Linked DNA regions of Homo sapiens: region 2 is linked to region 1. Evidence: chromatin contacts called from ENCODE Hi-C or POLR2A ChIA-PET data. All regions are on one chromosome and are shown on one strand. Each heading gives the region's core, a stretch centred on a gene start or an enhancer-like site at or near the end of the contact. The rest is flanking DNA. Distances are from core to core; before and after follow the strand shown.

The links. A loop is a pair of places that touch in the nucleus more often than their neighbours do. ChIA-PET counts read pairs that join two places held with the same protein, here RNA polymerase II (POLR2A). Pooled maps may share reads with other maps.
Region 2: a loop to region 1 is called in a map of Calu3, with 2.4 times the contacts of the local background. The contact joins the enhancer-like site here to the promoter of RXFP3 in region 1. A Hi-C loop is called at or near these places in 1 of 168 maps with a recorded cell type or tissue (Calu3), 6 of 37 single-sample maps with no recorded cell type and 1 of 50 pooled maps. POLR2A ChIA-PET finds 5 or more read pairs at or near these places in 1 of 52 experiments (PC-9).

Annotation. Positions count from the first base shown.
Region 1 is chr5:33,933,872-33,938,376 of GRCh38, forward strand. RXFP3 (relaxin family peptide receptor 3) reads left to right here and starts at 2,515. Exons shown (of 1, transcript NM_016568.3): 1 at 2,515-4,505. The coding sequence starts at 2,870. The coding sequence ends at 4,279.
Region 2 is chr5:33,770,313-33,774,817 of GRCh38, forward strand. All of the region lies in intron 2 of ADAMTS12 (ADAM metallopeptidase with thrombospondin type 1 motif 12), which reads right to left. Among named protein-coding and RNA genes, the nearest start is that of ADAMTS12, 120 kb to the right of the region's middle. Within about 2 kb of position 2,144, at least 2 of the 41 ENCODE cell types and tissues checked have a DNase peak (open chromatin) inside an H3K27ac peak, as active enhancers do; they include PC-9, where a contact is called at or near this core.

The sequences.
Region 1 (4,505 bases), core at 1,265-3,764:
ATGCTGTCCTCATGGCTTCGCATGGCCCACATGGCTTCAGGAACACAAAAGAAGCCCAGAAAAAGGTTTCAAGATCCCATACCCTGCCACTGTGAATGAGAGACAGTTTCTTGATGCTGATTTTCCTCCAGGCCCCCATCACAGCCTGGTTTCAATTTTGGTAAGAAGAGGAACAGAAAAACAGACCACATATGTAACATAACAAGCTCTGCACCCTTCCTCCTTTATGGTTTCTTTAAATACCAACATAGAGTACCCCCTCCCAAAAAACCTAAAACTGGAATATCCCATCAAGGTATAACTATTTATTACCTACCCACCCCTTAAAAAAAAAGGGAAATAATAAAAGAGGTAAAATTATTGTCCACTTATCTGGCATGAATCATTACATTCTAGATAACTTAGTCATGCACAAAACTAAACAAAAAATATAGTTTTAGACACTAGTAGATTGCACACTCATCTAGATTAAGAATTCCAGAGACGCTCAAAATAGAGGACTTATGTCTTTCAGCCTATCTCAGTGCCTGGCAAGAGTAAGTGGCCAATGAATGTGAGATGAATTGAATCAGGCCCCTATAATTTTTTCATAAAGTATGAATATGTACATGTGATTTGGAGCAGACCAAGTAGATATATTCCTGGGTGTGCCTAGAAGCACTGAGAAGCTGTGTATGTGTTAGATGGAGGTCATTGGTGTGAACATACCAAAAATTTAACAGCAGAGAGCTTTCAGGGTATGCCCCAGCTTTTCTTGTGTTTCAACAGCCCCTTGAAATATTAGAAAAGAGAAATAGAGACATAGATGAAGAGAGAGAGAAAATTGATGGAGAAATAACCAGTTAAAAATAAAGTCAAAACTGAGTGTGAAAGTGAGGCTACTAAAACCAGGATAATAGTCATCCATAGAAATAACCTGTGCTTTGGGAGGAATCCTCAGGGCAGGGGTGATCTCCAGGTAAGAACTGATCAAAGGAGATGTTTGTGTTTGGCTAGGTTTTTACTAAAGCCCTTACTCCCTCTAGTGGGAAGACGGAGCTGTGCAGCATCCGTAGCAAGGTGTGTGCTCTTCAGGGCTAAAAGTCCTTTGGAATCAAGATTGTTTCTTGTTTCTTTTTTTTTCTTTTTTCCTTTTTCTCTTTCTTTTCTTTTCTTTCTTTCTTTCTTTCTTTCTTTCTTTCTTTCTTTCTTTCTTTTTCGTTTTTCTCTTTCTTTCTTTTTCTGTTTCTTATCTCCTCAGCTTGAAGGTTGCATCCTCTTTATCTCCTTAAGTAAAGCTGGGAGTTCTGTAGTACTCCAGGAGTGAGGACAATTATGCTTAAGAAACTTTGGTTTCAGTTTAGTCCCAGACCAAGAGGAAAACATTTCAAAATTTTAAAGTAAATCCTAAAAGTGTAATTTACACCAGAGCGATTGACCTGGCATTTATGTAGACTGAAGCTTGAGAAGTAATTCAAGTGGTTTCCACTCATTCCCTTGGAAGAGTCCTTAGAATGTACTTCCATTGGTCTGAAAAACGCCTGAAAAAGAGTCCTGATGCTAACAGTAATGGAAATAGGAGGGCTGGTGGTTCACGATCAGCCCAGTGGTATCCTCTATTCTATTTGCATCTAGGTAAAGAGACTGTGGCCTGTATGTGATCAAACAATTTGTTGAAGCGCTTTGGGCTTAGGGCATTTAATTTCTGTGAAGTAGGACCATCAGTTGTTTGCTCTGTTTTTGTGTCACCTCTCAGAATACATTAAAGTAGGGGCAACCCTTGAGCCCAGACTTCTGCCATGTGAAGACCCTTTGAAAATCCTGACAAACACAGGTACTGCGTAAGTGGTCAGCTAATTAAAGAGGGGAGGTGGAGCTGTCCTTTGTGTATCCAATAAGTACCCATTATCTCATTTGAGCATGAAAAGAGGCCACTGTTATTACTTTCAAGAAGGAAAGTAAGCAGGATAGCTCATATTTTTAGAACAATTCCTCACCAAATGGAATAATTCCGGTGAAAAGTGGGAGTGAGGAAGAAAGAAAAAAAAAACTTCTAATCATAATGTTTGGGAATAAGAAAGGAAGAAGAAACTCACGTCAAAGCCGACTTTCTCCTGCAGCTGTAAAATAAACTCTTAAGACCCTTCCTGCTGAAACTCTGGAGAGGAAAACTGGAGTGGCGGGTGGGCTTTGCCTGCAGCTCAACTCTCCCTCGCGGCGCGGGCGCGGCTGGGTTCAGCACCTCGGAAAGCGCCCCTCGCGGCGCCCCGGGATTACGCATGCTCCTTGGGGCCCGCCGCCTTGGCCGTGCAAGTGCCACCGTAACTGGTGAGAGCCGCTGGCAACCCACCCGGAGTTGACAACCGCGGAGAGACGCAGACACCCACTGACCTCCAGGAAGCTGAGCGTGGTGGATGGAACTCTACGATCTCTTTCTCTCCAAGGACGGAAACCTCATCCAAGCAGTCCCAGAGGAAACGGATAAAGGTATTTGAAAGGGAGCGAGCGGCCCCAAATCGCACAATTGAGCGGCTGGGGGAGTTATGCGCCAGTGCCCCAGTGACCGCGGGACACGGAGAGGGGAAGTCTGCGTTGTACATAAGGACCTAGGGACTCCGAGCTTGGCCTGAGAACCCTTGGACGCCGAGTGCTTGCCTTACGGGCTGCACTCCTCAACTCTGCTCCAAAGCAGCCGCTGAGCTCAACTCCTGCGTCCAGGGCGTTCGCTGCGCGCCAGGACGCGCTTAGTACCCAGTTCCTGGGCTCTCTCTTCAGTAGCTGCTTTGAAAGCTCCCACGCACGTCCCGCAGGCTAGCCTGGCAACAAAACTGGGGTAAACCGTGTTATCTTAGGTCTTGTCCCCCAGAACATGACCTAGAGGTACCTGCGCATGCAGATGGCCGATGCAGCCACGATAGCCACCATGAATAAGGCAGCAGGCGGGGACAAGCTAGCAGAACTCTTCAGTCTGGTCCCGGACCTTCTGGAGGCGGCCAACACGAGTGGTAACGCGTCGCTGCAGCTTCCGGACTTGTGGTGGGAGCTGGGGCTGGAGTTGCCGGACGGCGCGCCGCCAGGACATCCCCCGGGCAGCGGCGGGGCAGAGAGCGCGGACACAGAGGCCCGGGTGCGGATTCTCATCAGCGTGGTGTACTGGGTGGTGTGCGCCCTGGGGTTGGCGGGCAACCTGCTGGTTCTCTACCTGATGAAGAGCATGCAGGGCTGGCGCAAGTCCTCTATCAACCTCTTCGTCACCAACCTGGCGCTGACGGACTTTCAGTTTGTGCTCACCCTGCCCTTCTGGGCGGTGGAGAACGCTCTTGACTTCAAATGGCCCTTCGGCAAGGCCATGTGTAAGATCGTGTCCATGGTGACGTCCATGAACATGTACGCCAGCGTGTTCTTCCTCACTGCCATGAGTGTGACGCGCTACCATTCGGTGGCCTCGGCTCTGAAGAGCCACCGGACCCGAGGACACGGCCGGGGCGACTGCTGCGGCCGGAGCCTGGGGGACAGCTGCTGCTTCTCGGCCAAGGCGCTGTGTGTGTGGATCTGGGCTTTGGCCGCGCTGGCCTCGCTGCCCAGTGCCATTTTCTCCACCACGGTCAAGGTGATGGGCGAGGAGCTGTGCCTGGTGCGTTTCCCGGACAAGTTGCTGGGCCGCGACAGGCAGTTCTGGCTGGGCCTCTACCACTCGCAGAAGGTGCTGCTGGGCTTCGTGCTGCCGCTGGGCATCATTATCTTGTGCTACCTGCTGCTGGTGCGCTTCATCGCCGACCGCCGCGCGGCGGGGACCAAAGGAGGGGCCGCGGTAGCCGGAGGACGCCCGACCGGAGCCAGCGCCCGGAGACTGTCGAAGGTCACCAAATCAGTGACCATCGTTGTCCTGTCCTTCTTCCTGTGTTGGCTGCCCAACCAGGCGCTCACCACCTGGAGCATCCTCATCAAGTTCAACGCGGTGCCCTTCAGCCAGGAGTATTTCCTGTGCCAGGTATACGCGTTCCCTGTGAGCGTGTGCCTAGCGCACTCCAACAGCTGCCTCAACCCCGTCCTCTACTGCCTCGTGCGCCGCGAGTTCCGCAAGGCGCTCAAGAGCCTGCTGTGGCGCATCGCGTCTCCTTCGATCACCAGCATGCGCCCCTTCACCGCCACTACCAAGCCGGAGCACGAGGATCAGGGGCTGCAGGCCCCGGCGCCGCCCCACGCGGCCGCGGAGCCGGACCTGCTCTACTACCCACCTGGCGTCGTGGTCTACAGCGGGGGGCGCTACGACCTGCTGCCCAGCAGCTCTGCCTACTGACGCAGGCCTCAGGCCCAGGGCGCGCCGTCGGGGCAAGGTGGCCTTCCCCGGGCGGTAAAGAGGTGAAAGGATGAAGGAGGGCTGGGGGGGGCCCCATTTAAGAAGTAGGTGGGAGGAGGATGGGCAGAGCATGGAGGAGGAGCCTGTGGATAGGCCGAGGACCTTCTCTGGAGAGGAGATGCTTCGAAATCGGGTGGAGAGAGGAAATTGGCAAAGGGATAGAGAC
Region 2 (4,505 bases), core at 894-3,393, 160 kb before region 1:
GGGATCTACTGGGAAACATTGGGGAAAACTCCATTTTTTCTCACTATTTATTAATTTGTAACTTGCACACTGTTTGGGGGTCCAGGAGGAATCTGTAACTGCCCGTGATTCAGCTCCTCCGAGGACAGAGCAGGAGCTTTAAGTAAGTCCATCTCTCATCAGCTATACACCTGCAGCTTTATCTGGAGGTTTTGTGGCAATATAGGAATGTTTTTAAAAATGTTTTTCACATTCATCTGAAATATAAACTCAGAAAAATTCAGGGGTCTAAGAGAGAGCTTGTGTTGCTTTAGGCCCAGGAGAGGATGATTCAAATGTTATTTCACGGTCTCTGCCCTCAAATTCTGCCCTCATCCCCCACCCCCAGGTACATGTACACTTCTGATGTCACCTTCTAGAAGGTCCTTCCCTGACCACACAACCAAAAATGTTCAGAGCTCCCAACCAGCACTCCCTATCCTCCCTGCTTTCTTCTTCTCCTTCTCCTCCTTCTTCTTCTTCTCCTTCCTCTTCTTCTTCCTCTTCCCCTCCTCCTCCTCTTCCTCCTCCTCCTCCTCTATTTTTTCTTTTTAAATCTTTTTGTAGAGATTCTGATCTTGAACTTATGACCTCAAGCAGTCCTCCTTTCTCAGCCTCCTAAAGTGTTGGGATTTGAGATGTGAGCCACTGTTCCTGGTCCTCATTACTTTTTAAATTTTTCTTTAGAGGACTTCATATTATAGACAGGCAGGCATATATTTACAGGTTAGTAAATGTCACTAATATCACTCTCTGTATGAGAATTTCAGTTCCCTGATGGGTAGGGTTTTCATCTATTTTGTTCAATCCTATATCTATTAAATATATTGCATACAATGCTACCCAACACATGATAGACACTCAACAAATGTCTGTTTAGTGATGACTGTTGAGTAAATGATGTTGAACATCCATAACTAGATCTTTATTCCTTTAGCTTAAAGTAAAAAAGGAATCTGTCCCCTGAAAAATAATTACAATGGGTTTGGAAGGAGTATCATAGTAAAGTTTTTAGCCTGTATGAATGAGTGGGTACCAGTTATTGCCTGGGAGCAGACCTCAAAAAGTCAAAGAAAAATGAGGTCACAGCCTTGATGATCAAGTGAAACATTCATCAACACATTAATGGTATTAATGGTCCCACTCTGAGTGAGGTTTTTCTTCTTTTTTATTTCCTTGAATATTCTAAATTTCCTATAATTATTAGTTTCTTTTATTAAAAATAAATATCCATACAGCAAAAATAGAATTTGTTTAACAGATAGAGTTTTAGTTTTGCAAGATGAAGAGTTCTGTGGATGGATGGGTATGGTGGTACAACAATGTGAATACACTCATGTCACTGAATTATACACATAGAAATGGTTAAGATGGTACATTTTATATATTGTATATTGTATATAATATTAAATATTCACTGTCCTTAAAGTGATAACACTGTGTAGTAAAGTTATACTGCGTACTTGATGTCCTTTGTGGTCCCCTCATCCTTTTTCTTTCTTTCTTTCTTTTTTTTTTTTGACAAGGTCTTGCTCTGTCACCCAGGCTGGAGTGGCACAATCTCAGCTCACTGCAGCCTCAAACAATCCTCTGGGATTAAGCCTCAAGCTATTACTTCTGAGCTCAAGCAAGCCTCCCACCTCAGCCTACCAAACAGCTGAGACTACAGGTATCTGCCACCATGCCTAGCTAACTTTTTTTATTTTTTGTAGATATGGGGCCTCACTATGTGACCAGGCTGCTCTTGAACTCTTGGCCTCAGGTGATATCCTCTCTGCGGCCTCCCAAGGTGCTGGGATTACAGGCATGAGCCACCACACCCTGCCTTGTGGTCCTTTTCAACAAGTATATCCTGTGAAGTTTTCATTCTAGACTCTCAACAGCAGTTCCCTTGCACAAGAGCTACCATAAGTAATTCGTCCAGACCAGAGACAGCAAAAAAGGACACTGTCATCTGCCTCACCTATCTGGTCCCATCCTGTGCTCACAGCAGACACTGCCATTCATCCTTGGTGCTCTCACCTCACACCTTCAACCCATCTCACAGTCCTCAACTAGCAGCCCAGGCATCTTCTACCAGTGGGTCCAACTGAGCAGTGTGAGATGAAACTAATTTACCATGTGTTTTAGCCATAGCTCCTCCCAAGGTGCTGTATTACTCACTTGGAAAACATCCAGGAGGTCAGGAGATTGAGCAAAAATAATTCCAGAATTAAGAAAAGAGAAGACAGTTTCCTTATGTGCCTGTATGCATACATAACAAAGCATATGCCCAAATGAAAACTGAGATACTTCTTTTCCAGGCTTCTTGAAAAAGAGCAGCTTGGCTGTGCTTCATAAACCCTTAGCATAGTGAGGGTTTCTAAGTTAAAGACAGATCTGCACCACTCTTAAAAACTGAGCTAATCCTGGATGAGTTTTCGTTGGATTTAATTCATTTTAAGCACCACTATTTGAAGCTCATTGAGATAAGCACACCACGTGTGATGTAAATAAGGCTTGGACCCTGCCTTCTAGACACAGGAATGAATAATGCTAATATGAAGTGGGCAGTGAGAAGAAACAGATCCCACACTGTGGATGCACAAAAGAGAAAGAAATCAATTCCATTTGGGAAGGCTTCAGAAAGAAGGTGTTTGTGATCTGCGTCTTGGAGAATGAGTATTACTTTAGAGTTTGGAAAGGTAATCTTTTAGACAGCTGCAAATACTTTGCAAACAACCTGCATATGGAAGGTGCAAGGCATAAATAACCAGGATTCTTGAACACATGAGCTGTTCTTGATGGAATCTTTTGTTTTTATTCTTCTTTTTTCCAAGAAGTGCAACTGCTGCTTATCTTTTTTTGTTCGGTGACTTGTTTCTTTCTGAATTTAGACTCAGACAGTAACTCTTTGGACACTCCTCAATATCAGTCTACTTGACACTTAGGCCATGTTCTTGATATTTTGATTAGAGCTTCCTATAATAGATAGTAGGCAGAGAAGTTTTCATAGCCTTAAGAACCACATTCCCTTCTGTTTTCACTCTTCTCACATAGGGTATTCACAGTGAGAACTGGCTGCGGATGAGTGCACTATGTTCTTTATAAAATGAAACCCTGCTGCCAGTCTGTGGCCTGACATGTGCTCTAGGCATGGACATGTGTCATCTACGGAGCCTCCTTCATGGCTGGTCACAGCTCCACCATTATGGCAGTCAGGATGACAAACTAGGGTCTGTTTCTCTCTGTGAATTCTTAGTTATTGGACTCAAAATTACCCTGACTCCCAGAAGTAGCATGAAACTAAGTCTGTGAATAAACTGGGAAGAAGAAAGATCATATAGATCAGCTTTCTTGCCTAATCCCAAGTAGTGTTGATAATGTTGAATGCCTTCTCTCCAGGAGCCTAGCCCAGCACCACATACCCCGAGCTACTGAAAAAGTTGCTTTTTGAGGGTGATTATGATAGACTTTTTTTGCATACATACATATGACTTTCAGTTCTTCATAAAACTGAGTTGGCCCTTCATTGAAAGAAATATGGCCAAGAAGCCACTGACTGTCAGGGGGTGCCCAAAGAAAGCAGCTGGCTGAGTTTGCTCAGAATCCACTATTAGGTTGGTGCAAAAGTACGTACACACACTGCCATCCGCCTCACCTACAAAAGGTGGCACCTCCACTACTGGGGGTGTGGCCTTTGGGGAGGTTACTTCCATTTAAAGTAATGGGGAGGTTACTTCCATTTAAAGTAATGACAAAAACCACAATTACTTTTGCACCAACCAGTATATTAGACTTTGGTTTCACTCGACCCTAATCTGGTCTGAGATCACCACTTTCATCCATCCAAACAAAAAACATTTATTAGGTGCTTCCTGTATGCCAGCTTCTCTATCAGAACCCTAAGAATACAGCCGTAAACGAACCAGACATTCCTGCCCATGGACAATTAGAAGTCCTGACAAGGAAAATTTAAGAGGGGAACCTGAGGGTCCCAGGAAAGGATCTCTAGAGGAATTGAAATCTGAGCTAATCTGGCACCAAATGTTTTGGGTTTGCTTATATATATGTGAACTACACTATTTTTTTTCTAAGCATGATTGTACATGGTGTTATGAAAAAAAAATCAAAACTTTGAAATAATGCAAAAGGATGAAAGCATGCCCTTTTGGCTTCATACAGAACATTGTGTAACAGGCCCACCCACTGAAAGGCTGTCTAATTCTCTGGAGGACTGTACTCTTATTCCAATTACCCTTGACCTTTGATGAGAGTCCAGAGTCTGCGAAGTTAGAATTAACTCATAGAAGATTGAAAAGTTGAAAATTATTTTTGTCCAGTAGAATACAAATGACTATTATCCAATAGAAAAGATAACCCTGAAAGTTAATATTTATTGCTTTGTACAACATTAACCCATTTTGTATCTGTCTTGGCATTCTTATCCCAGTAGCCTGTCTTTCATTAACTGTTACTCATGTCCTGCTTTGCCCAGCTTTATTCTC